Regions from separate parts of the Mus musculus genome. Here region 1 is linked to region 2. The links are chromatin contacts, found by Hi-C or POLR2A ChIA-PET in ENCODE. All regions are on one chromosome and are shown on one strand. The core of a region is the stretch at or near the end of the contact, and the rest is flanking DNA. Distances in the headings are between cores, read along the strand shown.

Evidence for each region. A loop is a pair of places that touch in the nucleus more often than their neighbours do. ChIA-PET counts read pairs that join two places held with the same protein, here RNA polymerase II (POLR2A).
Region 1: a loop to region 2 is called in a map of heart, with 7 times the contacts of the local background. The contact joins the promoter of Riok2 here to the promoter of Lnpep in region 2. A Hi-C loop is called at or near these places in 1 of 37 maps with a recorded cell type or tissue (heart). POLR2A ChIA-PET finds 5 or more read pairs at or near these places in 4 of 5 experiments (Patski and embryonic stem cell).

The regions. Positions count from the first base shown.
Region 1 is chr17:17,372,977-17,375,754 of GRCm38, forward strand. It overlaps Riok2 (RIO kinase 2), which reads left to right and starts at 1,356. Exons shown (of 10, transcript NM_025934.2): 1 at 1,356-1,694. The coding sequence starts at 1,629. Gm36768 (predicted gene, 36768) reads right to left here and starts at 1,240. Exons shown (of 4, transcript NR_168690.1): 1 at 1,038-1,240; 2 at 198-258.
Region 2 is chr17:17,623,014-17,625,759 of GRCm38, forward strand. It overlaps Lnpep (leucyl/cystinyl aminopeptidase), which reads right to left and starts at 1,476. Exons shown (of 18, transcript NM_172827.3): 1 at 1,381-1,476. The coding sequence starts at 1,399.

The sequences.
Region 1 (2,778 bases), core at 106-2,605, 250 kb before region 2:
ACCACAAAATAAACTGTATTAAAGGACCGCTGTACTAGGATGGTTGGGAACCACTGGCTTAAGTCACACTAAGTATGGTGAGAAAGGAAGATTGAATTTAAATCCTTTACTCATAAATGACTTGATTACTAAAAAAACAAACAAACAAACAAAAAACCCACAATATTGAAAAGATGAGAAATCTGGACTGTGATTACCCCAATATTCCAGAACTTGGATCCAAACCCACTCAATTAGTGGTGGCTCTGTGGAGCAATGCTGAAAGGAGACAGAAAGACAGATAATCAAAGCTTCAAACTTTTTGTTTTCACATGTTCTAATGTTAATGTAGAAAGAAAAATTCCATTGTGTACAACGGTCTTAATTAGTTAAGTCCTAATTAGATATGCCTAGAATCCTGTATTCAAGCATACAAGACCCCAAAGACAGGAACATAGAGATGAAAAAGGATTGATCTTTTGTTTCGATTTGATGATTTTAGATTACCAACTACTTTAGCTGGACCGATACGGACACTACAGCCTGCTGTCTGCCCCTATGCTTTATGAAAGAGCTTACTCCAGGAAGATACTCAGCACCACTCTCCAAAAGGAGGAAATGAATACATTGTTTCTTGGAAACTGGAAGGAGTGGAGTATGGAAGGAACACGAAGGTATCTTAATCTGAGTCCTTAAAGTTTGCACATACCTCAAAAAAAAAAAAAAAAAAGTTACACACCAGTCGTTGGCAATCTCTCAAGTATAAAGCAGATCATAACACTGGACACTTATAGCGCCCAAGCTTAACCTAAGAGCTGACCAGAGAAGATCTGCAGCTTAAAGGACTGAAATATAGATAATTCGTGAAATGAGAAACACAGGTACTGAATATCACATGAGTCACACTTGTTACTATGCTGCTGCTGTCGGGATGAAGGTACGGTAATAAAAGTCTTTGTCTTGGGTACATTGTCTTGTTAAGCCTCCCAAATGCTCCTGGACCCAAGAAACATTGAGGTGCGCGCTTTCTTTGGAAGCGAGCACTGGATAGTACGTACAGAAGCTCCTCCTAACCCGTCCTGGGATCAGCGTCCCAGGCCAGCGGGGCAGCTCCTAACCCGGCCCTCCTCCGCCGGACAGGGGTGGGGCTGCCGAGAGACAGCGCGTGCGGCTCTGTGGCCACCCTTTCAGTGGTTTTGCTGGCCTCCGGTCTCGCTTACTCATTTCCCTCCCTGACTTTACAGTGCACAGTTGCTGCACTAAAAGTGGGCGTGGCTCGGAACGAATAAAACACGCCCCTCTCGTGACGTAAGCACTGTTGCATGCGGAAGTCCGGCCTTAATTCCAATCAGGTCCTAGCAGCTCTGAAAAGTAACGTGGCATACTATGTAAAACATTTGCAACTTGCCAAATCAGTCAAACGTAAATTATTTATTTAGGGGCTGAAAAATCACTTCTGCCTGATTTTTAGCTACAAAAACGAGAAAAAAATAGCATTTTTCTACTGCTTCTTGAGCACGTGTTCTTACCTAGCGATAAGCACCTTAAATACAGGGCGCGTGCGCGGGCAGGTCGCCGCCGAAAGCCTGCGAGATTACCCAGCAACTTTGCGTCTTCCCAGAGAGCGTCCGTGGTGGAACTGGGCAAGCATGGGGAAGGTGAATGTAGCCAAGCTTAGGTACATGAGCCGCGATGACTTCAGAGTTCTGACTGCGGTAAGGAGTACACCTTTCTTGCTTATCCATTCGGTGACGTCCTCCTCCTGCTATTCTAAGGTCGCTGGGAGCTGAGTGAGGGCTCTCTGATTTGTGGATTGTTTGCCGAGGCTGGGATCTGGGTAAAGGGCACCAAGGTCTGATTTTCATGAAGCTTTGTGAAAAAAAGAACTATCTTTTACTAAACATGGTTCTTCCTTTCAGCTTCTTTTGCTGCAGATGTGCTTACGTCTCTGTGGCCCGGGAAATTTCATTGATCTTTGGCTTCCAAACTAGGGGAGGGTGGGAGTTAAGTCCTCTAATAGACTCAGACACTTAATGTTAAAAAAAAAAAGTCAGCTTTCTCTATCAAATATAACAGCAGAGTGCAAAACAAAGGAGGAAAGGAGATGCCTCTTAGTCGACCAGCAAATCAATATGTTAACAATGTAGTCAGATAGTAAGTACCGTGAAGGTAACAAAGGATAAAGAAATAGAAAGTAGCCACGTGTTGGAAGGATACTGTCTTTGAGTTTTACAGTGATGGAGACAGAATCCAAGAATCTTGTCTTTACTGTTAATCGAACTACAAAGTTTGTCCCCACCCCCCGAACCAATGAATCTTAACTGCCGGAGAAAAAAGTGTCCTTGGAGAGAGTTGTAGAAGAGGTGTCCTTGGAGAGAGTTAGAGGCAAATTAGAGCAAAAACTCAGAGATGGGAGGGAGAGTCTTCATAGAAGAGAAAGGTTCGATATAATGGTTGGGGACATACATGGAAAATGAGAACCAAACCATATAAGCCCTTGCAGGCCTAGTAAACGATGTGTGTGTAAGCCCGTGATTTATTTTTATTTATTTTTTAATTCATTTATTTATTTATTTATTTTGGTTTTTCAAGACAGGGTTTCTCTGGGTGTCCCTGGCTATCCTGAAACTCACTCTGTAGACAGACTGGCCTCAAACTCAGAAATCTGCCTGCCTCTGCCTCCCAAGTGCTGGGATTAAAGGCGTGCGACACCACTGCCTGACCTGTGAATGTTTTAATTAGGAAGATGACAAAATCTGATTCTGTAGTTTTAGTGTTGTGGCACAGAAATCAGGACAG
Region 2 (2,746 bases), core at 226-2,725:
CATATTTAAAACAAGGAGGCTCCAATAATTCTGCCTAGAAGGAAGAAAACGTCTTGGAAAATTTTATACCTCTTTTAAGCACATTTTACACTCAAATCCTAGATGGTCTCTATGGTGCCTTTCAGTTCAAATCTTCCTTAATTCTCTGAGTAAGTTTACCAGACTATTCTTAGAAACTTGGTAATTACAAATAGAACACATATGAGAAAGAAATTTGGAGTTAAAGCTGTCATTACTAAGCCTAATTAAACACTGCAGACAGAAAGATGGCAGGAGAATAAAGCATCCCGAATTAGGGAAAAGGAGAACATAATGAGTAGGTCACAGCTCCAGCGATGTGGTAAACAATGTTAAAGAACACAACAAAGTCCAGCCTAGGCATTAGAGTGGATAGAGTGGGTGTCCCCTCCCCCTTCCCAGTTCCTTAAGTGGCATGCGACCCCCCTCCCAACAATAATATGCTTCTCTCCCATTAATCTGACTTTCTACCTACCTGAAGTAACCAACCACACTGGAAACACATGCCAAGTAGAAAGTGGATCCTCTAATCTCATTAAGCCCTACCCTTTATTAGCAGTTTTCCTACTTTCCATCCTAAAGTGGAATCCATATATTTAAACACCATAAAATGGTGAGACATCATCTCACCTCTATATTGAGACTCAAGCACTACAAGCCCAGACAAAAGCCATGAAGTAAAGGGCCGTGGCTATTTTCTGGACACAGACTGCTTTGACTTTCACACACACACACCCATGCCACCTTATGATATAAGCCCAACAAGGGCCATTGATATTCAATGGATCTCTAACTAGAAGATCAAACATCACTAGCTGGTAAAAAGAAGTTTGGTCGACCTGCGGAGCAGCGGTAGGCAGACGGGTGGCAATGCGGGGCGGCATCTTCGCCACACCGAGCAGTACTAGCCAGCCCCCGGTAAGTTTCCTTCCCTGCAGTGCACTAAATCACGCTGCCAGCCGCGGCCCCACCCCGCCCTGTTACGGAAAGGCATGCGGACAGCTCGGTGAAGGACGGGCGGACAGCTCCAGGCTCCCCGCACGAGTAGGCTTTCGCCGGGGCCGCAGCTTCTCCTGGCCGCGGCCGCTTCCCCCAGGACCAACGCCGTTGCCAACTTTGCCGCCGCCCCCTCCACCGCGCAAGCATCCCAAACTTTGCCGACTACCTCACCTGGAGGTTCGGGGCTGGCCCCCGGGAGAGGGCTGACCTTCACGCCTGCCCCAGCCGACCCTGGCCCCTCTGCCGCCCCCCGGCCCGCCTGGGAAACCCTTGGCAGGGATGCCTGCAGCCTGACCCCCTTGCCACATCTGACCCTCTGGACCCTGAGAGCCCGGGAATCCGCGACTCGGGCTAGCCACTCACCATTGGTAAAGGACTCCATCTTCGCCCCGCCGCGGGTCCTTACCAGCCCAGCGCCCCAAGCTTCCTACTCCGAGAGCCGAAGCGGTCCTGACGACTGAGCATGCCCAGCAAAGGCCTCCGAGGGCTGCCGGGGAGGTGCGGCGAGGGGCGGCGCCGCTCCGCCGCACGGCAACAACACCTTCGTTCCGGGTTTTCGCAACTGCTGCAAAAGACCCACTGAGGCGTGGACGCTAAGCATCGCTCAACCCTAGGCCCACTCCGCCCAGGGGCGGCGGGGAGGAGCGCAGTGCTGGGGCGGGGCTTAGAGCCCCACCCCCGGAGCTCACTTCTAGCCGCCGCGCTGTCTGTGCCGCAGAGCTGTAGTACCCCGGTTCAGACAACTGGTACACCTACTACTGCATCCGGCCGTGTTTCGGGTGCGGCCACCCCAGTACTGAGCCCGGAAATGCGGCCGGTGATGCTGTCGCCAGAGGGGTTGTCGCCCTTCGCGTTCTGAAAGCAAGACAAGGCCCAGGGTGGGTCGGCCTCTACGCTGGGCTAGCCCGGGGCGGCGCTCTTCTTAACCGCCGGAGCAAGCCCTGCGGCGGTGGTCGGCCCGACTTCCCTCCTTTAGCAGAACGCCCTGCAGCAGCTGCTGCTGCAGCAAAGCCGGAGGCCAGAGGAAGGGAGGGGCCCGGGAGTCGATCGGTGCCCTTTGCTTAGGGCTGGGCTTAGAACTGCGAGCAGATCTCAAAACCCGGAGCGGGGTGTAGGAGAACGGACCGTGCGCGCAGAGGTTGTGTGCAGAGAGGCCCGCCTGCCTAGTCCTGTCCTTACTCGACACCAGCAGTTGGCTGCTCCCAGCCTTCAGGGTACACGGCCTGATTCCGCGGGGCTAGACCGGAGGGAGCCAAGTTCCCCCTTCCCCTAGTACTCGCGCCTTTGCCTCGGGCCCCATTGTTTCCGGTGCCAAATCGGGGCGGTCCCCGGCAGCCTACGAGACACGTAGAGACCGCGTTAGCTCCTGCTAGCTCCTGTTTCTCCAACTGCCGGAAGTCAACACCCCGCGAAGAGGCTCCCCCATCCCTCCCAACCGCAGCCACAGCTCCTCTTTCCTCCCCACTCACTGCTTCGTCCCCTGCGGCGACTTGGCTAGGCCTTGGCCTCACTGCGCGAGCCAACTGTCACACACTCCTCCTCCCAGGCTGTCAACCCGTGCAAACAAAATCTAAACCTGTACAAATATCCTGGGCGAAAGAGGAGAAAGGGATGATGTTCGATCGATAAGGAAATTCTACGTTCAAAGAAGTAAACCCGAAGTGCAGTGTTTTTAAGAGGTCGATTGTATTACATCCACTACGTTCCACTCCTGTTTTACAACGCCCTG